2 separate regions of the Homo sapiens genome follow, and region 2 is linked to region 1. The links are chromatin loops, found by intact Hi-C in ENCODE. Cell type or tissue: HepG2. All regions are shown on one strand. Links, peaks and the distances in the headings refer to the core of each region. The heading gives the core; the rest is flanking DNA.

The links. Hi-C counts contacts between places; a loop is a spot of excess contacts. Peaks named below come from ENCODE experiments on the same cell type or tissue, not always from the same donor. Only the 100,000 strongest peaks of a DNase experiment are listed, where the experiment ranks them.
Region 2: a loop joins it to region 1, with 3 times the contacts of the local background. A loop is called at or near these places in 4 of 110 quality-filtered maps.

The regions. Positions count from the first base shown.
Region 1 is chr15:96,164,020-96,179,283 of GRCh38, reverse strand. The region is part of intron 3 of NR2F2-AS1 (NR2F2 antisense RNA 1); the gene reads left to right. The region is part of intron 1 of LOC112268156 (a long non-coding RNA gene); the gene reads right to left. LOC105370997 (a long non-coding RNA gene) reads right to left here and starts at 7,701. Exons shown (of 3, transcript NR_188332.1): 1 at 7,639-7,701; 2 at 5,783-5,880; 3 at 4,949-5,532. In HepG2, for the core only: no CTCF peak of the experiment used is centred there; DNase peaks (open chromatin) are centred at 7,253 and 7,793; H3K4me3 peaks cover 1,888 bases.
Region 2 is chr15:96,115,077-96,130,340 of GRCh38, reverse strand. All of the region lies in intron 1 of LOC112268156 (a long non-coding RNA gene), which reads right to left. It overlaps LOC105369212 (a long non-coding RNA gene), which reads left to right and starts at 2,500. Exons shown (of 8, transcript NR_158193.1): 1 at 2,500-3,179; 2 at 4,226-4,356; 3 at 8,370-8,510; 4 at 11,365-11,498. It overlaps NR2F2-AS1 (NR2F2 antisense RNA 1), which reads left to right. Exons shown (of 5, transcript NR_125738.1): 5 at 2,928-2,981. In HepG2, for the core only: no CTCF peak of the experiment used is centred there; a DNase peak (open chromatin) is centred at 7,160; H3K4me3 peaks cover 778 bases.

The sequences.
Region 1 (15,264 bases), core at 4,253-12,252:
AAGAGAATGAAGCTCTACTCCCAGGACCTCAAATATGAATAAAATTTTCAAGTGAAAGAATAAAATTGTCACATCCACCACGCGCTGAAGAGCTTGCACAAACATGGCCTCATTGCCTCCACTCAGCCCCCTGGGATAAATCAGGGATTATTGCCCTTTTATAGATGTGGAAACTGAGGTTCAAAAAAATTAAGTGACTGAGCCAAGTAAATAAGAGGCAGAGTTTAAGATGGAACACAGTTCTACTGACTCAAAATCCAATGTTGATGACATGGAGGACAGTATTTGTCAGAGGGGCTCATAGCCCTGTACTCAAGGGCTGCCAGGAAAGAAGAATAAACTAATATCCCTTCTCCCCATGCAAGCTGGTGGGTTCACTTAGGAACAATGCATGTTAAAGGTAAACTAGTGGGGTTGCACAGATGGGAAGAGAAGAGGGATTTTCAGGTGGCTTTCAGCTGATGCATTTGATTTGGCAGGAGAGGAGAGGTAGTTGGGATTCAAGATATGAAGGAAATACGCAGGAAGGGAGCAAGAGTAGCAAAAATTGCAAAGCTGTGAGATAGAGAGGAAATGCAGGAAGGATTTCAAAGCAGAGTATAGGCAAAGAATGCCTGGCATACAATCTGGAGAGGAAAAAGATGGGGAAAGGAAGTAGGAAGTGAAAACCGAGGGAAGTGGAAAAGAAAGTGAACATGTGGATGGTTTGGAAGCTGTCCTCAAAAAGTAGAAATGTGGCCTGGAATCTATACAACACAAACGAAAGGGAATACAATGTTTGGGGCAGGAGAGGAAACACCTGCTTAAGAAGGGTATTTGAAAAGTCAGAGCCACACCCAGACCAGAAGATTCGGGCAGACTGATGGACATCATTATGATGAGAAAAAAAAAATATCTGTAAGTTTCAGCCAAAATAAAAGAAAAAATGTGGAGTGAGGAAAGGAAGAACAACCACAAAACCAGTGTTCTTTTTAGAACTTGCTAGAATCACAATAGAAATATTGAAGCACTATTAGACCGGTATTTTCTAAACATATCTGAGGATAGCACCTCCTCTTATTTTTAATTTTTACTTTTTTTAATTTTTTGAGATACAGTCTTGCTCTGTCACCCAGGCTGGAGTGCAGTGGCACGATCACAGCTCACTGCAGTCTCGACCTCCTGGGCTCAAGTGATCCTCTCACCTCAGCTCCCTGACTAGCTGGGATCACAGGCGCATGCCACCACACCCAACTGATTTTTTTGGTTTTTAGTAGAGAGGGGGTCTCACTATCCTGCCAAGGCTGGTCTAGAACTCCTGGGCTCAGGCAATCCTCCTGCCTCAGCCTCTCAAAGTGTTGGGATTACAGGTGTGAGTCACCACTCCCAGTCCTCTTTTTTATTTTTAAAAAACCTTCTTTAATATCTTGTGGAACTATAATTTTAGGAACATAGTTTATAAAATGTTAACTTGGTAGCATTAGGGTGGACTTTTCCACCCCTGAATTCCATCCTCCCAAATTGTAGTCCTTTTTGAGTTTTGAATGATGGCTGATTACTCTTCTGATTCTTGGTGCTTTCACCATGCCTGCCTATATGCAACCTCTGTTAGGGTTATGAGCTGGAAACCCAGGCTTGTTAGAATTTTGCATAAATAAGTGTCATAGGATTTTGAGCATTGGCTTTAGAGAGTCTTCCATGAGCAAATATATGAGCTTGGCACCCTGAAGCTTTTGCAGCTATTTTGACTGCCCACAGGATTTTTCTTGCTTACTTACTGGTTTCTTAGCTTCCATTCAGAAGGCAGAACTTTCCAGCTAATTGACCTCCAAATAGTTGAAGCGTGATTGTATTATTGCTACTAATAATATTGGCATTGCATAAAAGCAACAGAACAAGTCTGCAGATTATACACTGCAGAGGCCCTTTAAAGAAACAGTTAATCCAGAGATTAGGCTGCATATTTTGAGGACTTTTTCAAATTTTTGTCAGGCACACACTCTCATCTGATGCTTGCAACAGTGTTGAGCATATTGTTTGTGAAGTGGTAGTGAACCTTAGTATGAGAAATACATGACCACCTACTGGTGGGGTTACAAAGGCAGAAATTCAGCTATAATCAAACAAACAAATGCATTATTCTTTCTACACATTCATGAGACAAGAGCGTAAACTCACTTGTGGAATTTACAGTTTTCCACAAGCGGATTTGGCGGAGGCATCTGACTGGGGATGTTTCTATGTCTTTCACTGTATGCATCTCTTATCATAAAATTTAAACAAAGAAATGAAAGTTGGCCACTTGCCATGGAATTAGATTCCATCATAGAATAAATTCTCATCACTAGTCCTAACGGTGATACCCAAGATACCTTTTTGGATACCTTGAAGGTAGGATACTTCAGGGTCCAATCAGATACATCAAAGGAAAATAAATGCTAACATAAAAATGGCCAAAGGAAGGGAAATAGTGATGTCGCTTTGTGCAACTTTTAGAGTAGTTTGTTTCATGCCAGACATTACTTTTATCCTTTCTGCCCCATTTATTATAAAAATTTTACTTTGAAAATGTTATTTTAGAAGGAAATTTTGTTGTCACAAGACTTAAACAGAGGAGGTGAAAGAATTAGATAGTGAACATCCAGGTATCCATCAACCACTTTCGACAATGAACACTTTACTTCTCTTGCTTTTTCATATCTCTTGCCATCTGTCCCTCCCTCCACCCAATCATCCAACCGTCTTGATTTTCTGATGCATTTCAAATGAGTTGCAGGCCTTGATACTGTTACCACTAAACCTTTCAGTATGCAGATCATTAACTAGAATTCAATATTTATTTACAAGGTTTGTTTTTGAGGTAGATACAGTATAATGTACAAACTATGTACATTTTGGTGGATTTTGGCAAATACACACAACTGTGTAACCCAAACAACTCTCAAGATCTGGGATGTTTCTAGCATCCCAGATTGTTCTCTCATGCCCATCCCACCAATCCTTGCCCCATTTTCCCAAAGACAACCATTATTCTGATATATAATTTTTCACCCTAGATTAGTTTTACCCATTTTAGGATTTCCTGTAGATACAATCACGCAGTGAGAAAAAGATGTGCAGGGCTTTTTCACTCAGAATAGTGGTTTGGAGATTCATTATGTTGTTGTGTGTATCCACTGTAGTTTGTTCCTTTTTATTGTTGAGTAGTATTCCATTGTAGCCATATACCACTGAGGAGAATTTTTAGAGAGAGAGAATATGCACCAAAGAATGCCAGAGAAGAGTTTCCGGGATAATGAGATGGTGGTGGTTGGGGGGACCTGAGGTATTTTACTATAAAAAAGGGCACTTTTAGGAAAGGACAGGAGAACTACCTTCTACTATTTAAGGCAAGAATCAGCAAACATTCTCTGCAATGGGCCAGATAGTAAATATTTTAGGCTTTACTGGGCCATGTGGTCTTTTTTCAAGTACTTAATTCCGACTTATAGTAAAGTAAAAGCAGCCACAGACAATATGTAAGTGAAGTGTGATTGTGTTCCAATAAGACTTCATTTATGGACACTGAGATTTAAATGTCATGTGATTTTCATGTGTCACAAAATATTATTCTTCTTTTGATATTTTTTCCAACCATTTGAAAACTTGAAATCCATTCTTAGCTCATGGCCCACATAAAAACAGATGGTGGGCCAGATTTGGCCTACGAGCCATAGTTTGTCAATCTTTGATAAAAAAGCACTGTCAAATGGAAGGAGGAATAATTATTCTGTTTAGAACTAGTGGGCAATATGAAGACTAAAGGAGGCAGCTTCTGCTCAGAAAACTGAGTAATTAAAGTAGTGTTGAAATGGACTCTAATTCCCTACTTTGTCTCTGTCCCTTGCCCCTATTGGTAGCATAGAATTAGCAGGACAGGCTACAGGGCTAGTCTGTTTAGTGCAATTGTCCAGCTCTTCTCAGTCTATCTGTGTGACCTCTGGCAAGTTAGTGAACTCTTTTCTGTTTCCATTGATTCATCTATAAAATAAGAGCAATAATAGATCCTACCTCCTAGAGGCATTTTCAAGATTCAATAAGTTGAGTGTCTATGAAGTTCTAGGAACAGTGCTGATTCACAGTCAGTACTACTCAATATACTTAGGACAGTGTCTGGCACACAGTAAGTATGAAATATGTGTTCATTATTATCATTACTGTTGTTATTGCTTTAGTCATTGGGAAGTTGGATAGGCATGTGCGAGAATTTTGTTGAAGGAATTCCTACTTTTCATAGTAGGCTGGACTAATAGATGCTTAAGTTGCTTTCCTGTCCTAATCATCAGCATTCTCTTCAATTTAGTGCCGGATACTTTGACCCTGAGGCTCAACTGTTGTTGAAATCTGAGAAGAAATAATATAACATTCTAGTCATTAATATTAGCATAGCCTACATAATAAGGTAAAAGTACAGTTGGGCCTCCATATTCCTGGGTTCCACATCTGCAGCTTTGAGCAACCACAGATTAAAAATAATTGTAAAAAAAAAAAAGAAGTAATAATACAACAATAAAAGTAATACAAATAAAAATGCAGTATAACCATTTACGTAGCACTCACATTATATTAGGTATTGTAAGTAATCTAGAGATGATTTAAAGTATACAGGAGGGTATGCGTAGGTTATATGCAAATACTATACCATCTTATATAAGGCACTTGAGCATCTGCAGATTTTGGTATTGAAGGGGGTTCTGGAACCAATCTCCTACAGATACAGAGCAATGGCTGTGTATTTTGTTTCTGCTTGATCTCTCCTTACGCTGGATCTTGGACCTAACTCTCAGTAGATCTGATTAATTATAAGGCCTCATGTGGATGCTGACTAGTTGTAATGCTACTTTAATTTTTTCTCCATGTGAGAAAGTGAGAGGAGTAGGGATCTTTGCTTTGTAAAGGGAAATGTGTCAAAGCATTAAGCAAGCATTAATTTTTCCTCAGAGCTTTATTCACATATTGGACGATGCTGAATAACCAGAGAGTTGTGCGATTATGCACAACATTATTAATGCAATTATGTCTGGATGTCCTGTGATGTTGTGGGACTGGTGCTCCAAGCCCATTATGATTGCTGTTGCCTGTTGAGAACAGGGGAATCCAAATAGAGTTGACTGTGGCAGATCTCCATTTGCAACCCCTCATCCCCCAGTTATAACCCTTATACTAGATTGTTGTCTTTGTTTACTTGGTCTCTGAAATTTATTTTCCCAAGCCTGATTATGTATCGTCTTTTTCTCTGTTAGCTGGCTGGAATGATGGCCCCTGTTTCTAGGTGTGGTAAGCACGATATAAAATCACAAAATGGTACTAACAGAGACCTGTGTGATTATTTATGTCAACATTTTCATTTTCCACATGAGGAAACCAAGGCACAGATAAGAGAAACTTCATGCTTCCAGTCCAGTGCTGTTTGTATTATGCCAGATTCATCTTCGACTCTAAGCAGGATCGGATGTGGGGTGTGTTGTTGAAAGTGGCAGGAGAGCCAGATGGAGGCAAGCCCCACCTTCATGCCTACAATGTAGAGTTTTGGCATTATTTCCAAATAAATATATATAATAACTGGAATACTACTCTCTGTTATATTGAACACTCTCAGAAAACATTATAAATATCAAATGTTAAAGCCTAATTTATTAAAAAGTCCTGTTAGGGGATGTCTTTATTATTTCACATATTGGAATCTCAAATTGTGGCATTGGTCTCAGCCTTTCTGTAACTCACAAAAGCTCTACTGATGAGAAAGTGATACCATAGTATTTACATGGGTGCTTAAACATTTAGACATCCATGTGAACAGACGATTCCAGGAAGAATTGCTGGTAGGACACAGAGCAACATCAAGGCAGGCCTTGACTCATCCTAGATGATAAGTTAAAAAAAAAAAGGTCAACATGGACGTGAAGAAAGAACAATAAAAGGGAAGAAATGCTAGATAGTGAAAAGGGAGAAAAGAAGAAAAGAAAGGAGGTAGTGTACCCTGGCAGTTCCCAGGAAGTTAAGGTGGCAGGGGAAATGCAAAGCTCTCTGATGGGGATGAGGCTCCTAGTCTTTTGACAAAAATAGAAATGGGGGCTTTCACCGTTAACCCCCACATCACTTAATAAAGCCTGTTCAATAGTCTCATGTGTTTTTTGAAGCATAAAGGATTTGAGTTGACTCTTACTATTTTCTAGCTTGACTCAAAGATGGTTTACAGCACAGGAAGTTCCAAGGTTTCACATAAACAATGTCATGAGAGTTATTAATTTTTGGAGTTAAGATTATTGCCTCCTAACTGACTTTCTGAACTTTTTGGATTTAGAAACTACTGCTTTGAAGGCAAATATTTGCTTTCCATATTAAAAAAACCACTTTTTAGAGTATGTAAAATGACACACTAACATGAACTAAATTCATAATGAAGCCAAATTCTTTTTAAAAATATTAAATCTATAAAATTAGAAAACCATTTCACCCTTTTGTGTAAAATACCTATGCTAATGCCTTGCTCACTCGTTTTTTAAAAAATCAATTTTAAGGAGAATAAAGAATTCTGCTGCAAAAACAAGTTGAAAGTCTAAAACTCGTTTATTGCGGTAGAGGCTCCAAGATCACACACGTCCATTAGAGGTATTCAGTGCAGGGTCACTGGAGGGTCGGCAAGAGACAGCCAATTAGATGTCTGTTTTTCCTTTCAAAGTCCTGTCTGTTTCCTTCACTCTCTTCAAAACACCCTAAGTAGACATATATATCATGAAGTCAAAGCGAAAAAAAAGAAAAAAGAAAAGAAAAAAGAAAGACAAAAAGAAAGCCTTAGAACAGTGGGAGTTTTATTATCCAATAGTCATATGCATTTTAAATACCCATCATTATCAAGAGGAAAAACGAAGCCTGGTGTCTGGTAAGAAGATGTGCTACAAAGTAGAATACTATTCAATTTTGTCTAAACTCAGGCAGGAAAAGGCTACTGAATGCAATCCTTGGTTTCCCACCGTGGAAGATAGATGACTTCAAAGTTGTAGCAAAAGTATTTGTTTAGAGTAGGGAGGATCAAGACTTTCTGGTATTTACAGTGAAAAAACAACAACAACCCAGCCTATCTTTTAGAAAAGGAATGCATGGTTAAATTGGCTCAGCTTGTCCTTAGCAACCTGAACTCGGAGGCCACATTTTTTCCTCTCTAAGAAGCAAGTGGGAACTTGAAAAGTATGTAGCATGTCGTGAAAAGGGAGCAGTGAACTTTGCCCAGGTCTGCAGCCAGCACTGAAATCTGAACCTTCTGTAGTCCCTGGACTGGTGTCCCACCTCGCTACCCCCAACCTTCCTTTTTAATCCCTCTGCATAGAGCGCCTTAGCAAACTACCTTGGCCTGGAAGCAGAGCAGTTGTGACTTCTGAGGGAAAACCTGTTCTCTAAGTATTTCTGATGCCATTAAGAAGGAAATGCTAATGACAACAAAAAACCCCACTAAACCCCAGCTTTATAATTATGATTATGATATTCAACCTTATTTTTTATAATATGTATGGAGAAAATATAGAAAGATTTTGTTCTGTTGCATTAATTTTCAAGATAGCTTGAGAAGTTTTGGAGGTTCCCTATGTAGAGATTGTCACTGCTTGGAAAGATTTTTCTTACCTTGTTGGCGGGGAATATCATCAAAAGCCCTGCATTTAGGCGGCTTGCAGTATGAATCGTTTCACAACAGTAAGTTACTTGGTAACTTGAGCTGCACTCGTTCCTGAAATTCTTTCACCTAATTGAAGATTAACTTGATTCCCCGGATTGTTGATGGTGGTTGACAGTGTGGGGCTGGGGTGGGTGGAAATAGATTATTCAACTCACAAAGAAGTAGGTGTACCCTAAGTGACTGTTCCATTACTGATCATGATTGTTTGCCTTCCTAAGTATTCATCAAACTCGGTGCTGCAGGATCGTGTGGGGAGGGAGGAGAGTGTACCGCCAGTGTTCAGAAAGCAGGTGAACCTCAGAGAAACTTCAATATTTTGTAAAGAGACTTATATGTAGTAATGGCTACTCCAGAATCCATTAACGCCCAAACAAGCCGACTCAAGGGTTCTGGCTTTCTCAAGTGGCTAATGTAAACAATATGAAAGTCAATAGTCGGGGACATTCCAAGATAGTATTAACACGATTGATTTATTGATGGTTGCACAATGGGAGGTTATCTTTTGTTAATTGACTCGGTAAATAAGCTCCCAGGCGTCAGGGCATAGGGGGAAAAGCAACCAGTGGAGGAAAAGGTGAGGCACCTGGATTATAATTTTTTTCAACTCCCAGCCTGTCTTGGTAAATTCCATACCACTTCCTCTGCCAACCTCAAACACAGTTTAGCAATTTTAATTCCGGCCAAAACTCTGCATCCATGTTTCATGAGGGGAAGACTCAAGGGTGGTATGTTCCTATCAAACAATCCAACTTTCTTTCTCTTTCTTTCTTTCTCTTTCTTTCTCTCTCTCTCTCTCTCTCTCTCTCTTTCCTTCCTTCCTTCCTTCCTTCCTTCCTTCCTTCCTTCCTTCCTTCCTTCCTTCCTTCTCTCTTTTAAAAACTTTTACTTCAGGAAGATTAAAGCAATAGTAGTTGAGAGAGAGACAGAGAGAGAGAGAATTCACCGACTTGGCTTATTTATTAATACAAATCTAGAAATGGTAGGGAAGATGCATGTATGATCTTTTTTTTTTCTTTTTCTTTTTTTTTTAGATGGAGTCTTGCTCTTGTTGCCCAGGCTGGAGTGCAATGGCACAATCTCTGCTCACTGCAACCTCTGCCTCCCAGGTTCAAGAGATTCTCCTGCCTCACCGCCCCCCAAGTACCTGGGATTACAGGCGCCTGCCACCACACCCAGCTAATTTTTGTATTTTTTGTAGAGACGAGGTTCGCCATGTTGGCCAGGCTGGTCTCGAACTCCTGACCTCAGGCGACCCACCCACCTCGGCCTCCCAAAGTGCTGGGATTGCAGGCATGAGCCACTGTGCCCGGCCTTCACGTGTGATCTTTTAACCTCCAAGAAATGATTGAACCATAGGGATAATACATTGTTTGCTGTTGGCAGTTATTTATGCAGCATTTCTCCATAAAGACTACCATAATTTGGTACTTCCTCCTCCTATGAGGAAGGGGGAAAGAAAAAAAAATGCTTTATAAATTTTGGTCGACTCCTAGTACAGCAGTCCCCCGTATCCGCAGTTTTGCTTTGCATGGTTTCAGCTACCCGTGGTCAATCACAGTCTAAAAATATTCAGTAGAAAATTCCAGAAATAAACAATTCCTAAGTTTTAAATTTCACACTGTTCTGAATAGATGAAATCTTCTGCCATCCTGCTCTGTCTCGCCTGGGCTGTGAATTGTCCCCATTGTCCAGCGGATCCATGCTGTATGCCCACCCCTGCCCGTAGTCACTTAGGAGCCATCTCTGTTGTCATATTGACTGTCACAATGTCACAGTGCTTGTGTTCAAGTAATTCTTATTTTACATAGTAATGGCCCCAAAGTGCAAGTATAGTGATGCTGGCAATTCGGAGATGCCAAAGGGAAGCCGCAAAGTGCTTCCTCTAAATGAAAAGGTGAAAGTTCTGGACTTAATAAGGAAAAGAAAAAGTATCCTGAGGTTGCTGAGATCTACAATAAGAATGAATATAGTATCCATGAAACTGCGAAGAGGGAAAGAGAAATGTGTGCATAGTATGTTTAGGGCTTGGTGCTGTCTTCGGTTTCAGGAATCCACTCAGGGTCTTCGAGGGTATCCCTCAAGCGCAAGGGGAGACTGCCGTATTATGTCTGCGGAAGTGGGACCTCCTAGATCAATTCCTAACACTTTGAACTTGGCAAGATAGATTTTTTTTTGGACTTTTACACTTTTATCAGCGATAGTTTAAAAATTTAAATTGCTCACTGTTTAACCCTTGCTATCTTCTAGAACAGTGGTCCCCAACCTTTTTGCACCGGGAACCAGTTTTGTGGAAGATGATTTTTCCATGGACAGGGTTGTGGGGATCATTTTGGGATGACACTATTCCACCTCAGATCATCAGGCATTAGATTCTCATAAGGAGCACCTAACCTAGATCCCTGGCGTGAGCAGCTTACAATGGGGGTCAGCTCCTATGAGAATCTACTGCCACTGCTGATCTGACAGGAAGCATGATCCGAAGTGATGCTCCCTCGCCCACTGCTCACCTCCTTCTGGGGCCTGGTTCCTAACAGGCCACAGATTGGTACGGTTCCGCAGGCTGGGGTTGGGGACCCCCGTTCTAGAACACTCAAAAAACATCAACTTCTCCCTTCACGCTGTCTTTTCCTCTGTCTCCCTAAGGCTTTTCTTTTTTTGATACGGGCATTCTTTAAGCTCTGACTTCTCTTTTCCTCTTTCCTCTGCCATCTCCCGTCAATCTCTTCCAGCTGCTGGCTGTACTCTGCAGGGGAGTTCAGAGTGAGCGTGAAGTACAAATCAACACCTGCACCCACTCCAGCTCTGTCTCCACCTTCCAACCATTTCCCGTCCTGACTTTTCTATTTCTGTACCTAACCCACCCCAACCCATTCTGCCATTGTTTTTGGCCTCAAAACTTGGAGTCCGCCTCACATTCCCACTTTCTTCTGTAAGTTCTCAAGTCCTATAGATTCTGCTTTTAAAATGTATAGTTCATAAACGATGAGCTTTGCCTCCCAGATAGATTAAATTGGACTGTGGATTGGCACACGGTAAGTATTCAATTAATTTTTGTTGAATGAAGGAATGAGTGAGTGGCTCCTCCTTAAACCAGGGTCCCTGCTCCAAAATATAATCCTACATAGCTTTGCATACTACTGTATTCTTCATAATAATCATCTCTGATCACATTATTTCAGGGCTCAAAAACTGTCAGTAACTAGTTTTCTCCTCAATCCAGGGTAAACTACTCTTTTTTCAAGTCACCCACAATGTCTTTTTGTTTATCTTCCACTAAACTCCTAAATATCCTATGCTCAATACAGAATATTGCTTATTTTCCTCTAAATTCTTTTTTTTTTTTTTTTGAGATGGAGTCTCACTTTGTCACCCAGGCTGGAGTGCAGTGGTGTGAGCTCAGCTCATTGCAAACTCTGCCTCCCAGGTTCAAGCAATTCTCCTGCCACAGCCTCCCAAGTAGCTGGGATTACAGGCATGTGCCACCATGCCTGGCTAATTTTGTATATTTGGTAGAGACAGGGTTTCTCTATGTTGGTTAGGCTGGTCTCGAACTCCCGACCTCAGGTGGTCCACCTGCCTCGGCCTCCCAAAGTGCTGGGATTACAGGCGTGAGCCACCACACCTGGCCTCCTCTAAATTCTTTATATCTCTCTGCTTCCCTATTTTAGCTCATTTTATTTCTTCAATCAGAATGTTTGTTCAATCATTTTTTTAAGCTGCATTTTTTTAACTGTTTTTTTGAGGCCCATTTCAAATGCTACCCTGTCCATGGAGCTATTTTTAGTTCCATATACTTCTTTCTCAGCCAAGCTAGATGTGCTCTTCCTCTTGGGGCGTTTATTGTATTCAGCCTGTATCGTAGATATTTCTATACTTGATTTATTCTTTCCTAATAGAAGGTAAATGCTTGGGAGACAGGAGCTAAATAAATCTTGCTTCTTTCTTCTAAGCCTGGACTCTCAGTGCCTTGTACATAGTAGGCACACAGAATGCTATTATTGAATTACAATGATTTTTATATTTTCATCCGTGTAAGATTTTTTTCTTTCTCCTTTGATTGCATGTTGTTGTTCAGCATTGTGTGCGTGTGTGTTTCCCCATTTGCTATGTCCTGCTTAGCACCTTTAGTTTTGAAATACACATTTATTTATGTATCTTTCCCATTTTGACCTAGTAAATAAAATGTATTTTTTCATGTGACTATCCAAAGTGAGAGAGGATACTGTGAAATGTCTCATGAACTGCTGTTCCAAGGTAGTATTTATAAGCAATCCTTTGATCTGGATTTCTTTTAAATTTTGTGTTTATCTGTACACATTTAGGGGGTACAGGTGCAGGTTTCTTACACGCATGTATTGTGTAGTGAAATCCACATTTATCAATCATTATTTTAAACTGGTCTTCGGAATGCAGGCAGGTCCAGGAGCAGGGCTCCTTCAGTTTGCCCTGCTGCAGCCTGCTTCGGGTTTGCCCAGCTTTCTGTTCTTTCCCTATCCCTCTTAATGTCTGGGAATTAGTTACGCTGAAGTTCCACTTCATACAGAGCTGCCTGCAACTTGAGATGCAAACTCCAACACTGTGGGCCACTTTTTAGAAGCATGTGGTCATTCGGGAAACAAAGGCACTCCTGTTTCCTCTTCTCAATAACAATTAAGACATCAGATTAATAGAATCTTTAAATTCTTGAACTATGCTCGCAGAATAGTTTGTGTTTGCTTTAACACAAAGGAATACTTTCCAAACCCTAAAGGTCACCCAAGAAATAAGAGAGAGACGGCTTATGAATCGTGTATGCTGGTAGATTTTTGGAGAATGGCATGTGTCCTAGGCAGTGCGCTCTGGCTTTGGAGCGACTTGGCATGGGAGTACTCTGTGATTTACGCTGGAGAGGCATTTCCTGGGCAAGGAATCCCCTGTATTGAAGGGGCATGCCATTAGGAGGAGAAGAAATAGGGGCGGGGCGGGGTGGGGAAGAGGAAGGCTTCTTGGTTCACATTCTGGCATTCACTTAATGAGTGTGATGTTCTTGCTAATGGGATTTAACCACAATACCTATCCCTAACCTTGTCACCAAAAAGGTAGTCTACATGCCCCTTTTTTTTCAATACCGTCTGCCTGGTAACTGTGCAAAAGTCTGTTCTCCCAATTTTCTAAATGGTAATCCTAGAATTATCTTGGCTCAGAAATGAATGAAGAACCCGTGTACAGGACTCAAATTTCCCTACAGGGGTTGTAACTGAAGCAAGGATTAAGTGCCAGTACACAAAACCTCTCAAGCAATGGACAGCATGTCGATTGCTAAACATTCTATGGTAGAAGGCCTTTAGTTTTTCTCTTTTATAAAGCTTGAGATCAAGTTTTGGTAAGAAGTAAAAAAGCAAGGCAATTTAGCTCCTTTAAAGGATTGCTTGTTGGGAAGGACAGAGCTATATTTAGCTCTGTGGCTGTGTCTCCAGGAAGCTAAAGCAACAAGGCAATTAAATGGTGAATTGTGTGTGTGTGTAGAGAGGGGGCTCAGGGGGAGGGCAGGTTAGGGAGATTATAATATAGGCCTTAAAAAGAATCTGTTTAGGAAAAAAATTTTCAAAACAGTTGCAAAGTATCATGAAGATACAGCAGACTATTGACTGACCACCTGTTGCACATCGCAAACCTTTATTTTGAAGTGGAACAGACAGAGCCTGAATAACTCCAAGTTCCCCCATATGGTGATAGCAATAATAAACTCTCTGTCATTTATTGAGTACCTACTATATACTAAACACAGTGCTTTACTTCTATTAAGCCATTTAGTGTTGACAACTGTGCTCTCGGCAGCAAATAACAAGAGGGTCTTGCCCAAGATCACATAGCTGCTAAGTGGTTGAAACAGATTTGAATCTTGTTCTCTTTCTCTCCCCACTTTTAGTTGCTTATATACACTATGCCTCCTATACTCTTCCCTGCTGCACTGGCATTTTATGATCTTTAAATTCTTATATTACAGAACTTTGACCTTCTAGGAGAAAGGCATGAAATACACCCCCCTCCCATAATGTCCATACTCATATACGTGTGTGTGTGTGTGTGTGTGTGTGTAAAACATCTACGTCTAAATCTACAATTTAAGTGGAGTGCTATCCTTAAAAAAGGAATAATTAGAAACTCTCATTTACATTGTAATTTACATTCAGATTTCCTGGAACTGTAGCTTTACTCTTTTTTGCTTTTTTTTAAAAAAAAAAACTCCTTTTATTTATTATAATTCCTGGAGATTTGGCTCTGCTCATGTCCTAGATATAGGGTTATGGATGTGGGGCAGAGTTCAGCGAGACAGAGCTGTGTCAGGAAACAAAACAGCGGGGTAGAATTGAGTGTCATATAACTAGCTCTCAGTCGTTGTTTTTCTCTCATTTTGTGTGGTAAACCTAAGGCCTGTTTGATTTTGCATCTTCGAATTTAAACCCTGGGTAAACAGGTAGATGGCAGCCAATGATCCCAAGTGGAAATTATTGTCTTACAAGAGGGTAAATAATTTGACCAAATCTAAACATAGAATTCTTCTTCTATGAGTGCAGTTTAAAATCACAGGGCATTTTAGTGCATCGTCATTTTTCCTTTTCACACTTATTCCCTTATTGAGATAGGTAGGAATCAAGAATTGCATCTCTGGGAAAATTGATAAGTGTTCTTTCTGAAAAAATCAACAGTATATGAATAAGAAGTATATTTCCTTGAATGATATTGTTGTTAGTTTAACACCTTAAATAAAGAAGGTATTCAATAATTTTTAGGAAAATCAAATTTAGAAATAAACATTCAGATATGGAAGGCCTAACAAGGCTGTTCTCAAAGTAGACAAAGGAATACTTAGAATCTTATTGAACCTCTTTGGGACCAGCTGGACACGATCATTGCTCCGGTCCTCTAGAGCTCTAACATTCTTTGAATCAATAATAGCCCAGTGCCCTTTCATTTCTGGGCCCATTCATTTAGAGATAGGATAAAGTGGTCAAGAAAGCAAAATTCAGCTGTTGAGTCCAGAGGTAGTTGGAGATATAAATCAGAATATTTCTTCCTCCCAGATCAAAAAGAGAGAAGTTCTTATATCTGCTCGTGTTTGAAGCAGAGCAGCAAAAATTGTGGTGGATATAAAAATCTAGGCTTATTACAAGACCTAGGAAGCAATCTCAGGGGGATGGTCTTGCCATCAGTTACCTGAGATTATTTAATTACAAGCAACTCGTGATTACCTGTAAAGGCGAGAGATGCAGTGGAAAACTCAAACAATGCTTGTTGCAAAATCATGTACATTGGCTTGGGAATATCCCGTATGACATTCCCCCCCAGAAATTTGCCTTCCTAATTATGTTTTGCTTAGCCCAATATTAAAAATTAGTTAGTTTCCCCGGAGTAGCTCTGAAGTTAAACTGCGGAGGGAGTTGGTTCAAGAGCATGCCAATTGGAATATGGAGGATGAAACATTTTCTGGCACTAATGTGGCAAAAAATCCCAAAGTTATTTTAATCTTAAAGAAAAACATAATCTTGAGCACCTTACCAGCCTTCACATATTATCTGAAATGCTATAAACAT
Region 2 (15,264 bases), core at 3,636-11,635, 48 kb after region 1:
GTTCAAACCATGGATTGAGCATCATGCATTTCACTCACATTATCACTTTTACAAAATGCCCATATCATATGATGGGTATTTCACTCATATATCTCAGAAAAATCTATTCTATGGTTTGTGGAGGTAATAACTGTTTTAGAAGCAGAATTTTAATGCAAAATTGATAAATTCTTGTATGCAAATGGTAATATTTAAAGAATTTCCACCATTCTCCACACATTACTGGGACTGGATAATTATCTGAAAGGCAGATTCTGGTTTTGAAGGTCTAGACAACAGCATAGTAGACTTTCTTTTTAGTGCTTACTTTGATTATCATTGGCTATCTAACATTAATGTAAATAAGAAATATAAAAAATGAGAAAACATGTTTGTTTTATTTTAGGGGTAACTGAAAGTATCTTTTGAAAGGGCAGTTTAAATATTCCCAACCTTTATATTATTAAAATACACTGTGGTGTCTTTCTCTTTATACTCTGAGCTTGTTGGTAGCAAACCCATTTATCTTTATTGTCTTCCTAACCTATAGTATACTGGCTTGCATTTATTATCCTTCTGATATGAGTGTTTCTGGATCCCACAAAAACATAGGTTGAGGTAGTTTTGGGAGACAATTAAGCAAACGAAGCACACCTCTTCTGCTGGGCTGCAGTTGGATGATCCCAGCTCATGCATTTGGGGAGCTGGTGTAGTGATACAAATTTTAGAGCCAGAATGCAGGGTTTGAATTCCAGCTCCGTTACTTACCAGTATGTGCTACCAGGAAAGTCATGTAACCTCTTTTTGCCCTGATTTTGTCTACCATTAAGTAGGGATAATACCAATTACTATCTCTAAGAATCTTGAGAAGATTACATGTGTTAATACATGTAAGGTGCTTGGAACAATGTCTGACACATCATAAATATCATCGAAGTGTCAGCTCTCACTTTATTGGTTTCAAGTCTTCACAGTCAGCCTCCTTTGTCCTAAGGTCATGCTACATTTTGTATAAATGTTTCTTATGGGACAAAATGCTCCTGTCTGTTTAGGAGTGTGGGTGTGAGTGTTTAAAGACACTGATGACTTTTGCCCTATAATGGAAATTCTCTGCACCAAAAGAGCCAGAAGATTGCATTATACATTTATAAATTCACATCAAGTAAAAACAGAGAGGGAGATGGATCCCAAAGGACATATTATCAGAATCGGGCTCCAGATGGAGAATTTATGTGATTTGATATAAGTTTAAATACAGAGTTGTTTTACTCCAAAGCTTAAGAGGAAGGAATCGTTGTGGTCATTGCTAGTTATATTAATGGAAGGAGTCTTCCCCATTTTTAAAACTTAAGTGATGGTAACTATTGGCAGAATTTGTCATTCATCTCAACCAGGTTTCTAACTCTTACTCTTAAATTCCCTCTTTTAATATTTATTTTTTAAAGTTTTTATTATGCATAAAATCTATTTTTTAATAAGTTGAAAAGAATTGGAGTGGGAGGAAATCAGAGCTGTCATGAGAACTGGAGAAAATGGGTGTGGGGAGGGGAATCTGTAGAGCACAGGTGCCAGGTGTCCTGTGGATCTCGGCCACAGCCATCCGCCCATCAACTCTCCTGTATTGTTTCTGACTAATGGAGCAACCTATTCACTTTTTTTTAATCATATGAGAAAAAGGATGCATGGAAATTCCACAATCAGTGTCATTGAGGTCAGACGATAAGCAACTTTAAGTTTAATGAGAAACTTCTACATCAGAGGCTTTATTTAATTTGTTTTGTTATTTTGTCTTACTGTGGCTTCAGAATTTCACCCAGGAAATGTATGGAAGGTTTAACAATACCATGTTAAATCAGTAGATCTACATGATCTTTTCAGTGGAATAGAAGAAATATGATCAGGACTTGGTGGCCCTAAATTAACTTGTTTAAAAACAGGATTCTCAATTTGGTTATGAATTTTCTTACCTCCAGTGATGTGCTGGGAAGCGTTTAACAACTGACACTTTGGAATAAAGCCCTGATTTATGCTGTGGGCTTATTTCCTTTTGGTGATATTCCCACCATAGCCAATTTTGACCTACCAGTGTGATGATACCAAATGAAGAGTTAAAAGAGAGGTACACAGTGGGCTCTTGAGAGCCTGTTGAACATGGCAACTACACAACACAACTCTGTTTACATCTCAGAAAAGATTTGAGACAGGCCAACAAAAGAGATTGTCCTGAGAACTGGCATATAGAAAAAGCTCTATGGCTTGCATAGGCAATGATGAGGCACAGCATTCAAACAGGGAAGCTGGATCAATCAACATTGCCTGGCTGCACAGCATCAGATAGCCCAGCCAATATTCACTGTTGCACAATGCTTTTTTTTTTTTTTAAACTAAATTAGTGAAGTATACAGACATTCCTGTAGACATCCACCTGGATATGTCAAAGAAAATACCCAAAAACTGTGCCTCTTTTTTTTTTTTTTTTTTTTTGAGACAGTCTCTCTCTGTTGCCCACAGTCTCTCTCTGTTGCCCAGGCTGGAGTGCAGTGGCACGATCTTGGCTCACTGCAACCTCTGACTCCCGGTTCAAGCAATTCTCCTACCTCAGCCTCCCAAGTAGCTGGGATTACAGGTGCCCAACCACGCCCTGCTAATTTTTTGTGTTTTTAGTAGAGACGAGGTTTCACCATGTTGGCCAGGCTGGTTTTGAACTCCTGATCTCAAGTGATCCGCCCGCCTTGGCCTCCCAACCTGCTAAGATTACAGGCGTGAGCCACCGCACCTGGCAAAAACTGTGCTTTCTTATGGTATATTTTTTTCCCTTTCTTCTGAAACATTTTTAGATTGTTATCTCATTTTACTTCATTTTACATCAGAAGGTTTTCACATAGGAGTCCGTATTCTTAGGTTTTGTATGCTTTGGAGGATTTCACTCTCTATTCATTCCCTGTGAGGTCCTATATGATGCCTGTTTCCAAGGGAAGAAGTAAAGTCAAGAAACAAGATATCCTCAAGCTACTCTTAGGATCAGTGTCTGCATAGATCTGGCACACAGAAATGCAAGGAAACAATTTGTGCAAAGCATTAAAAAAAAAAGGGGGGACCCTGAGAGTATAACAAGTGCTCCTGAGAGAGGACAGACGGAGAGGACGCATGGGCAGGGATGGCCGCCCTGAGCAGCTGATGTTCGAGCTAAGATCTGAAAGGTGAGCTGGGGCCACAGACTTACTGAGTTGGGGGTGAAATGGGCCACCATCTGGGGCACAGGAGACAGCTCATGCCTAGCCGAAGGAACACAATGCATTCAAGCTGCTGAAGGAGTGCCAAGCTGGAGCTCAGGGGAGCCTCCTACAGGATGAGATGGGATGGGGTGTGTGGGGGGCAAGACCTAGGGGATGAGATTTTGTGCTTTGGTCCTTGGATGGGAAATGGGGAGGCAGAAGAATGGGTGGTGAGATGAAGTTTTATCACCAAGGGAGAGGGAAATATTCATGAGGTGTTTACATTAGGGATTTTTATTAAATATAGCAAGTGGTATTGATCTGGAACTCGGTGATCTGGAGCCGAGAAAAGGAGACTTGCCCCATATCTGGGCAGCATGCAGAGTGACCAAACAGCCACATAATCATGACTTAAAGAGTGACATATCTCAAGGGTTTGACAAGTCTGGGAAGCCCTGGAGGGGAACCCCCAGAGAGGGAGGAGTCCTGCTTTTGAGGGGCAGGGGTGTTTGCCATACGGTGAATTGTCTCCTGCGAGTGACTTTTAGGCAGCTGGCTGTCACGCACAGTTGTGTAGTTTGCATACTTGGCAAAGGTACTCAACACGGGGCAGTGGGAGCTTCCATCCAGCCCTCTCTGAGCTCTTCAAATCTGCACCATGGCAAGGGACACAGAGATGGGTTCTTTTTGACATGCTCACTGAGGCTTTAAGCCAGCGAGACACTAGAGACCCTATTCAGGAATAACTTGGGGAGAGGGGCATTTGTTAAGGGGGTACAGGGTGGGAAGAAGTTATGAGGTTCTTTGCCAGCTAAGAAGAGGGTTTGATCCTGAAAAGACTAAAGTTAATATATTTTATTTATGCCTAACATTGGTTGGGCAGGAATTGCTTAATTATATACTGCATATGTGTATATATCCACCCAAGCATGCGTATGAGTATTGTGAGTGTACATATACATACATGCATATGTAATGGCAATGTAATGCTTCTTAAATATATTAATGTCATTCCTTTTCTCACTTTTCAGGTGCATGATTTCCCACTTACCTCCCGCAACCACTACCACCCACGTTGTCCACAGTATTCAGCTGTCTCAGGGAGGATCACAATTATTCTAATGGGACTGCAAAGAGTGAAGGACACAGCTTTTAACATCAGGTAGAGAATTTTGTTGAGTCTTTAGTAGGTCAGCCTTTGGAAAATACTTCTCTAAATTTCTATACATTCGGGCTAACTCATTAGAGGTCAGGCCTGGAAGATGAGATCATCTGTTTCTTCAAGAGGAGGACCTCTGCTTCTGTCAAAACAGCTGAGTCAACAGGGCGTGGTGTCTCATGCCTGCAATCCCAGCACTTTGGGAGGCTGAGATGGGAGGGTCACTTGAGCTCAGGAGTTTGAGACCAGCATGGGCAACATAGTGAGACTTTGTCTCTACCCCAAATTTTAAAAATTATCTGGGTTTATTCGTGTGTACCTGTAGTCGCAGTTACCTGGGAGGCAAGGTGGGAGGCAAGGCGGAAGATTGCCTGGGCCAGGGAAATGGAGGCTGCAGTGAGCCATGATCACACGTCTGCACTCCAGCCCGGGTGAGCATGAGACCTTGTTCCCCCCAACAAAAAAAAAAAAAAAAAAAAGAAAGAAAAGAAAAGCTGAGCCAGGAGACTCAAGAATGAGATAGCATCTCTACAAGTCAGAAAGACAAAAAGGAAACTCCACTTCAACTCAGGTAGAATGTGGGAGAGAGAAAGGAGACAGATGTGGCAGGATTAGGCTTGATGCCGAGCGACTGGAAGTCTAAGCAGTGGTTGAAACAGGATAGAATGTGTTTCTCTCCTTTCTGGCTGCCTGGGGAAGGCAGTTCAAGGCTGGGATGGCACTCTTCAGTGTAAGAGACTCAAGCTTCACCTTTTTTATTTTTTACTCTGCCGTGATCCTTATTCCTTATCATGGTGCAAGATGGCTGCTGTAGCTCTGTCCACCTCATCTGCATCTCACCCAGTAAAAAAAAAAAAAAAGTAAAGAAGGCCACACTTCCACATTTGATCACGTTGCTAATATCCCTTAGCAGAGGTCAGTCATTTGACCACCCAGAGGCAAAGGAAGGTGGAGAATATAATTGTTATTCAGAGAAGCCATATGGAGAGCTAAAATTCTGGGGTCCTTATAGCTAGAGGAAAAAATGAGGGAACCAGTGAGGACAAATGAAGGAAGCATTACTGGGAGAAAAGAGTAGGGTGAACAGATGTGGAGGTGTGTTAGAAATGACCAGATAGATTTAGGGGAGTCAAGGACATGAGGCCTTGCCTATTCCCATGGAACAGTCTGGGAAACCACTGTGACAGGCCCTGTTGGCGCTGCAGCCACACGATGGCATCTGGCCTGATGGATGTGCTTGAGGCTGTACTACTTCTGTGCTCAGCACAAGGTCTCAGCGGTTCCTACAGTCCTCCATGATGAGGTGTGTTGGGTTGAGGCCATGCACTAGCAGAGGGCCAGCATGAGAGTCAAGATGCAGTGGCAGCTGGGACCTCTGAGACTAGAAGCCTGACATGTCAGCAGGTGAGACAGGACCTCCTGCCTGTGTGGGCACCAGCCAGACCAGCCAACCTTCATTAGACACCAGATGTACCCAGAGTCCCCTGTGACTCTGATCCCTGCTCTTCCTGCTGTCGCAAAGACACAGAGAGCTTCTTCGTAGACAGGCACCATCTTGGGGAGGAGCAGGGAGTAACTTTTTTTTTCTCTTCCCATACATAGGCGGAGCTAAATGGGGGATGGAAGGTTCTTGAGAAGATTTAGCTAAAGAAGCTAATTGTTAAGTTAGGCATCTGAGTATAATGTGAGTGCATTTTCTATCCTATAAATGTACATAGAATTAAACTTGTAATGCTAAATCATTTACTTTTGAGTTCATCCTCATAAGAGTGCAAAATGAACAAAAATTAAAATTGAGATTGCAGATTTTGATTTAGGGTAGACCTGTGGCATTTAGTGTTATATCAGGCCAAAGACATCACTCCAAGATAATACTATTTACACAGAAGATCTCCTTAGCTAGAGATGTTTTTTTAAAAACTGAAACTAGTAAAGAGAAAGTTGATTTGTCAAGAGAGTTGACTCCCACAAATCGGGTGTTTTCCAGTTATTCAGGCATGCAACATTCACACAGATGCTCTCAGATCCTCTTACGAAGTACTGGATTAAAAAAGTATGAGATGAGACATCAGATATTTCAGTGACAAAACCATCCCTCTTGATCAACCAAAATATTCAAATGCACTTCAGATATGCTGGTTTCTGAAGCGACCTGAAGAACTTGTTTTCCCTTACCTCTAAGTTAAACCCAGACACAGTGACTCCAGACCGAGAACAATTGTATGGGGATATTGTATTGCTATTGCCTGCAATTTAGATAAAACAAAGGTGCACAAGGCATGCACCCACGTGTACACACACACACACACACACACCTGCCCCCCCACCACACACACACTGTGAGGTACTATATCAATGCCTGCATACTCCACAAATCTAGTCCAGCAACTTGCTTAAGCTTTTCATTGGAACAAAGTGATAGTCTTCTCTCCTAAAACAGAGTATCTTAAAAAAAAAAAAAAAGTTAATTTAGCAAAAAGTAGTGCCCAACTTTTTCAGGGACCCGTGGAATTCAGGCTGTCTAGCTGACACCTCTGCAGTACTTTAAATATTTAAAGCAATTGCCTCTGAAATATGGATTACCATGTAGGGAAATGTACAAGGGAAGATTGCTTTCTCCAGTTTTGTTTGCTCCTTTTGATGTAAAATGTTGTGGGAAAAAAAAGAGCTGTGACCCTTAATTAGATAAGGATTTATCTACATTGCTTTTCTTTTTGTGCCTGACCCCACTAGTCGGGCTAGTTGATCTGTATTGCCTAGTGTTGACACGAATGAGCAGCGTGAACCTTATACAGTTGTAAACACCTCTACAATGTGGCCTTCCTTACATGGTCCGCGAGGAGGCCTTGACAGAATGACACCCGTCATCTGATAAGCTGGGGTCAGGAGTCACTTGAAGAGTCGCTTTTTCTTTGAATTTCTAAAAGCCAAAAACTTTTAATGTTTTTAATAAGTAAATTACCTAAACATGTACAGTCCTTTTGCACATATTAACTCATCAGAGGCCCACGTGAGTCAGGGAGGGCTCCCTAAACAGTCAGGGGCTGTTCACCTGGTGTGTTGTAACTGCAAGACCACGTTTTGGTGAGAATCTGAGATGTATTTTGGAGAGCTTATATGACACAGTGGTCACATGATCCTTAAGGAGCCAGAGGGCATGACTTTAAGTAAATGGCTGGATGTTTTTTTCCAGTGTTGGCGATGCCTGTACTCAAAGGCAGAAACTCATCAGTAGGACTTCGATGAAGGAAGAATATTTTTCTTAAAGCAAGATATGTTTTAGTGATATAATTAGCCTTTTAGTTTATTCTCCCATGTATATATATCTACACACACATACACATACATATATAATGCCTGTTTTATAGTGTCTTGGAGATTTAGGTGATCAGGTTTTCTTCATGCCAGTATTTGGAATTCAGTGAGATCAGGTGGCTAGGCAAAAGAAGAGTAAATTATAACAAGAGCTTCCTTTATAGTCACCATGAAGAAGATGACTTATTCTCTGAGTCATAAAGTCATAAACCAGAATGCCTTGGTAAAGAAAAATTTTAATTGATACTGATACATGTTTATTCTCTTCCAGGTCTATCTTATTTACTGAGGATGGGATAGGGGATAGTGTGTGTAACAAATGTGTCAATCCTTTTGATAAGGTGCTGTGGGAACACAGAGGGACTGGTGTCCCTGGGATGTAGGAGATTTTCCTGTGTTGGCCTCCTGCCATCTCTCCTTGTGCTTCAATCAGTGTATGAGAGTAGGTGGCAGAAGCACCAGCTTGGACATTTCTAGGGCTTTTAAGAATATTTACAACCTTAAAATTTTGTGCTCAAAATAGGTCACTGAGAGCCTGTAATCCTGCAAGATTTCAGAGCTGTTCCTTGCACTTTCCGTAGCAATTCTTTCATCAATCTGATCACGTTCTTAATTCCAAATTTGGTGTTGCAGGTAGTCAAAATACTAGTGAGGACTCTGTTAATGCAACTCAAAAGCCAGGTTTCTCGTTCCAATCACAGATTCGAATCCTACAATTTGGAACCCATGGGCACTTCTAGATTGGATCTTGCAGAGATTTTTTACAACAGAAATAATGGAAAGGCAAAAGAAAACATTGAGTAATAACCAACCCAAGCAAGTCCAGCCTCTTTCTGCAGAAGGCAAGTAGTTCTAAATGAATTGAATATTTGGCAATTTTTTTCCATCCACACTGTTTGACTCCATTCTGGGCCAAAATGATCTGTGACTAAACACAGGCAAAAACAAAGTTTATTTTTAATCTGTCTAGCAATGAGGGTATTGGCTCATCATCCAGAGGAGATGTGAATTCTTATCCTTTATCTAATCTTGAACACTCTCTCTCATACTGGGGAGTGGTGACGGCGCAATTTCTAGCACTGATTTCCTATTGAAACCGTGGTTTCCTTCATTGTTTATCAAATTCTCTCCCGTCTTACCCTCAACTCCAACCAACCCGGAGTTTTTCGTCAAAGCCACTCTACTTGACATACATATGAGCTTGACAATAAAATTCCTTGGATATACATTGTGGAAGACGGGTGCATTTTCCATATTTTACATCATATTCTTGTTTTTGGATCACCAAAATATGATGTGTTATAATTTAGAAATTCATTTCCATAAATAATTTAACTATAGCTCTAGACTCATGAAACTTGGATATAGGCCAGACAAGCGGCTCATGCTTATAATCCTAGCACTTTGGGAGTCTGAGGCCGCCCGGGAGGTCAAGACTGCAGTGAGCCAAGATCACAGCACTGTACTTCAGTCTGGGTAACAAAGCGAGACCCTGTCTCAAAGGAAAAAAAAAAAAAAAGGAACTTGGGTATAATTTAAGATGGAGCGACAAATATGGGGTTTTACCTGGAGTCTCCTACACCATGTGACCTTTCAAATTTGGCCTTGCACAAATCATACTGGAAAGGTATGTTTCAGAACTTTTTCCCTAGTCTTACTCATCAAATATATTTTCCCCACAGGAATATCTAGTGCCATCAAAGTGGATAATTAACATTCAAGGTGCTAAGACCATGTCTACATGATGAAAAGTGTTTTGTAAAAGAATAAATGAGTGCATTACTAATGAAAGATTTTTTTTTCCTTTACAAAAAGTCACTGAATTATGCTATCCAGGCAGCCCACTGTCTGATGCATTGATAAATGGAGGAAAAGACAATCACATTAAGAACATCAGAACATCATTTGCAATTCTTAAAGTCGGTATTCAGAATCAACAAGCAGGGAACTTTCTCTTAAAATTAGAGGTAATAACCCACCCAATTGAGTGGCAGCAATGTGGTCAATTGAAGACAGAAAAACAAGACCTATTTTCCACATTACGAACCTTTAGTCCAAGGAAGTGTTTTTCAAATGATGTTGGCTGAGACCCCGAGTAATAAATATATTTTACATTGCAACACAAATGCAAATGAGTGTTGAAACATCCATATATAATTGAAACAAAAGTTTCCAAAGTAATGCTACTCTACTGTCTGCGATGCACACGTATTTTCTATTGTATTCTATTTCACTTTAAAAATAAATGCTAGTTGCAAACCATAAAATTTATACCCCTAATGGGGGGGCTGTGGTCCACAGTTTGCAAAAACAGTTATTTAGCAATTATAGTCATCTATACTTTTGAAAAATGTAGCAGATGCACTAAGAAACTTCCACAAAAATATGTATTCATAAGCTGAGTGAACTAAAGACCTCTTTAAGGATACAGTGTGACATATGATAGGGGCTCAATATAAATTTGAAGAAATAATTAAAAGAACATAGTAGAACAGGCCAGGCGTGGTGGCTCATGCTTGCAATCCCAGCATTTTGGAAGGCTGAGGAAGGTGGATCATCTGAGGTCAGGAGTTCAACGTAGCCTGGCCAACATGCTGAAACCCGATCTCCACTAAAAATATGAAAATTAGCCGGGCGTGGTGGCGCATGCTGGTAATCCCAGCTACTCGGGAAGCTGAGGCTGGGGAATCGCTTGATCATGGAAAGGCGGAGGTTGCAGTGAGCAGAGATTGTGCCACTGCATTCCAACCTGAATGGCAGAGCGAGACGCCGTTTCAAACAGCAACAGCGACAACAACAACAACATAGTAGAAAAGAAGAAAAGAAGGAAAGAAGAAGATACTGTGGAGAAGCCATAACTGCAAGTGAGCAGATAAGGCAACTGAAATGAGCCTCAAGCAACTTAGAGGTGGCCTAGTTTTGGCAAAGATTTTAGGCTGTTTATAAAGCAAAATAACAACTGGTATGACTTTAAGTGCTAAATATTTTTGTAAAAAAATATAGTGAGGCCAGCACAGTGGCTCACACCTGTAATCCCAGCACTTTGGGAGGCCAAGGAGGGCGGATTATCTGAGGTCAGGAGTTCAAGTAGTCTGGCCAACATGGTGAAACCCGTCTCTACTAAAAATACAAAAATTAGCAGGGCGTGGTGGCCCATGCCTGTAATCCCAGCTACTCGGGAGGCTGAGGCAGGAGAATTGCTTGAGCCCGGGAGGCAGAGGTTGCAGTGAGCTGAGATCGTGCCACTGCACTCCAGCCTGGCTGACAGAGCAAGACTCTGTCTCAAAAAAAAAAAAAAAAAAAAAATAGAAATAGTGACCAGTTGAGGAAAGTTTAAAGCCTTTTGTGATGAATGGATATGGCTTTGAATCCCAGATTTTCCAGTGACCAGCTTTGTCAATGTGGAAGCTTTTTCCACCACATCTTGTGTGGTCTTTAATATTGGGGTGATGATATCTAGCTAACCAGGTTATGATGAGACTTTATAATAATAACACATAGAAGGAACATGATAGGGCCTAATAGGTAGCAAACGCTCAAGAAATAAGAAATCTTATTTTGTGTGTTAGATGTTGGTTGTTTTTTTTGTTTTACCCAACTCTGACTTTAGCTTTCTTTTATGCTGAATGAATCTGCCTTTCAAAATGTTGCATCAGACACTAACATACCTTCTCTGCCCAAATTGTTAACTAGCAGATAATCAGGATGACTCCACCTTTGTACCTGACTGAGGAACTTAGTGAACCCTGAAGAAATGATGATTAAAGAGACAATGAAGAGGCCAGGCGCAGTGGCTCATGCCTGTAATCCCAGCACTTTGGGAGGCCGAGGTAGGCGGATCATGAGGTCAGGAAATCGAGACCATCCTGGCTAACATGGTGAAACTCTATCTCTACTAAAAATACAAAAAATAAGCTGGGTGTGGTGGCACGTGCCTGTAATCCCAGCTACTCAGGAAGCTGAGACAGGAGAATCGCTTGAACCCAGGAGGTGGAGGTTGCAGTGAGCCGAAGTCGTGCCGTTGCACTCCAGTCCGGGTGACAGAGTGAGACTCTGTCTCAAAAAAAAAAAAAAAAAAAAAGGACAATGAAGACAGGAGACATTGGGCTGTGCCCTTCTAGATATGACAGGGAGCAAATAAGCCAACTCCAGGTCAGTATAAAATCCTAGGTGATCATTAAAATCACTTAAATAAGCCAACTCCAGGTCAGCATAAAATCCTAGGCGATCATTAAAATCACTTAAAATTAAAATCCTAGGTGATCATTAAAACCACTTCAAAAAGACATGTTTTGGGAGCTATGTGTTCAGGGAAACAGAGGAGAAAACAACTGGGACTCTATGAGGTGCCAGGTTTGAAGCTGTATGGATGTGACTGATGTCAGGTTTTCATGAGCCCAGTGGAAAATTTAGAGGCAGTAAACTGGGCAACTGGGGCTGTTGGTGCTTGAGTAATGCTTGGGCATCAAGATCTCCAAACTGTGTGGCCGCACCTGTGGTCCTAGCTACTCAGGAGGCTGAGGTGGGAGGATAGTTGGAGCCTGGGAGATTGAGGCTGCAGTGAGCTGTGATGGTGCCACTGTACTCTAGCCTGGGTGACAGAGCGAGACTTGTCTCAAAAAAAAAAAAATCTCCAAACTGGACTCTCTCTCACTAGGGATTTGTCTCTTTCTCCTCTCCTTCTCTTCCTTCCTAATTATCTCCTTTTCTTTATTCACAATATATATATCCTCAACTATGGATAAGTGTGCTTATACTCAGCTATATTTTCTTTTTTTCCAGCTATATTGATGTATAATTGACAAATAAAAATTAGATATTGTTAAGGTGTACAACATAGTGCTTGACAGATATATACATTGTGAAATAATTACCACAACCAAGCAAGCTAGTTAACATATCCATCACCTCATGTAGTTACTTTTTTGGGTTTTTTTTTTTTTGGTGTGGTGAGAACACTGAAAATCAACTCTCTTAGCAAATTTTGAGTATTCAATGAAGTATACTTGAATAACACTGTATACAAATTCAAGTATAAATTCAAGTATACAATGCTATTAGCTATAGTCATCCTGCTATATATTAGTTCTCCAGAACCTACTCATCATATAAGTTAACGTTTGTACCCTTTGCCCAAGACCGCCCCACTTCCTCCTCCCACCAGCTGCTGGTAACAACCATTCTACTCTCTGTTTCTATGAGTTTGACTTTTTTAGGTTTTGCATAGAAGTGACATCATGCAGTATTTATCTTTCTGTGTCTGGCTTGTTTCATTTAGCATAACGTCTTGCAGGTTCATTCATGTTGTCGCAAATGGCAGGATTTCCTTATTTTTAAAGGCTGAATATTCCATTGTGTGTGAAAATATATGATATCAACTGTATTTTCATATATGTGTCTAACTGGATGGCCTCTTAATAAACTTTAAAGGATTAAAGATTGTCATTAGAGAATTCTAAATAAGGTGGTTTTAGGTTCATATTATACAATACATGTAATGTGCATGCATTATGTCGACTCTTATTAAATTCTAAGTCCTACTCAATAGTGTTGAGAGCATTAATGCACCCAAGAATTTTGTTTTTTTATTTAACTTAGTGAGAAAATATAACTTAATATATAGCAATTCACTTAGATTGATATAGAAGTAATTAACACCACATTCTTATTAATAGATTTCTACATATTTGCAATGACTAATAACTAAAAATGTAAAAAATAAGGAAGTTACATTATAGGCTTCCGAAAAATATGCCTTTCCACATGTGGGATTTCAAGAAAAAAATATCAGCACAAAAGTATGTATTAGAATGCTTGGAATAGTCAACCAAAATTTCACACAATATAAACAAGACAAATCGGTACAATTAATAATAGAGGACTGGATGTTCTGCTGTAAGTTTTTGATACATATTAAGTATTTCTCAATTTTTGGTACATATTAAATTTCCTCAGGGTGTTTGTTAGTAATATGGATTTTGGGAACCACCCTGAGAGAGATTCTGACCCAGAAGGTTTGAGGTGGAGCCCAGGTATTATTTGCAAGCATTGCAGTCCATTCTTTTTTTTTTTTTTTTGAGACGGCATTTCCCCATGTCACCCTGGCTGGAGGTGCAGTGGCACAATCTCCGCTCACTGCAACCTCCACCTCCCGGGTTTCAGTGATTCTCCTGCTTCAGCCTCCTGAGTAGCTGGGACTACAAGTGCTTACCAGCTAATTTTTTGTATTTTTAAGTAGAGATGGGGTTTCACCATGTTGGCCCAGCTGGTCTTGAACTCCTGACCTCAAGTGATTCACTCCTCTCAGCCTCCCAAAATGCTAGGATTACAGGTGTGAACTTCTAATTACATCTTGAGAAACTGGTCTAGGATAATTCAGATGAATTTTTTTTTTTTTTTTTTTGCTTTCCCATATTTTAGATGTAACCAAAGTGGTGCACTCAATGTTTAAGTACAAAGAAGGATGAAGAGGTAGAAATTTGAGGCAGCTTTTCAACCTGTTTCTGTCACTTTGTTTTCCATCTTTGTTGCATGCTTTAAACAAATACACCAGTTGTCTTAATTGAGCCTTCCGGAGCATATCCCCATTCCACATGTGCCCGTGAATCTGTGGCCACATGTACACATAATGATTTGGAGTTCCATTTCTTAGAAAAAATGAAGATTGACCCCGATTCTTTAAGTGCTGGGAGTATTACCATAATAAATGGTATCACTGCATGATAAGAGCAAATGTGTGATTTTAGTCAACATATTTTCTACATGACTAATGAGAGACTTGCAGCTTGGATACACAGCAGTGTCTAGAGTCAGTGGCTAAGCCGTGGTAGGTCTCTATGAAGTGGGGAAATATTTCTGACCAACCCCAGGGAGATGTTTGCAGTGTGGAGTGGAAGCTGCCCTGCTGTGGTTTAGCACTGCAAAAACTCTCCCTTACATATGCAATTTGCATATTCCTTTATATACTGAAAGGCCACCTGAACATAGGTGGTCAAAAGACCTTTTTTCTACCTTCCTTCTTCTGTTCTTTCCATTGGATCTTTGATTCTGAGAAGTCTGCCCCATAGAAAGGAGGAGGCTTAACTCTAGGAATGCTTCCTGTTCTCCTTCTCTTTCGTCTTTCTTCTCACTCCCAGCCCTGAAGGCATCACAGAGGCATCAGTGATGCTTTTTTTTCCTCCTCCACTCCAGTCTGCTCCGCAGAACCCCATGTCCTCAGATAAAATGCCACCAAAAAGTCTGAAGGTGCTTTGCAATGGAAATGGATTATTGAAGACACAAAGACCCGTAGTAAATTTTACAGTTTATACTTCTGTGATGTTGTTATTCTTAAAATTGACAAGAAAAATCAGGAAATTTACATAACTCCTGTGAGTTTCTAGGACAAATGAGTTTATGACTATAAAACACCTTGTAATCTAATCTACAGAACTGTAGGTAAATATAATTGGGCACTATGATTGTTGTTGTCATCGTCTTTCTTGTGAAGAGTGATAATCCTGAGAAAATCAAAAGCTAGCTCTGTGCCAAGTTCAAGTTGAAAGAGCAAGAGAAAGCCAGCTGGGCGGCTGCAGTTCACTTTATGGTGGGCCCCAG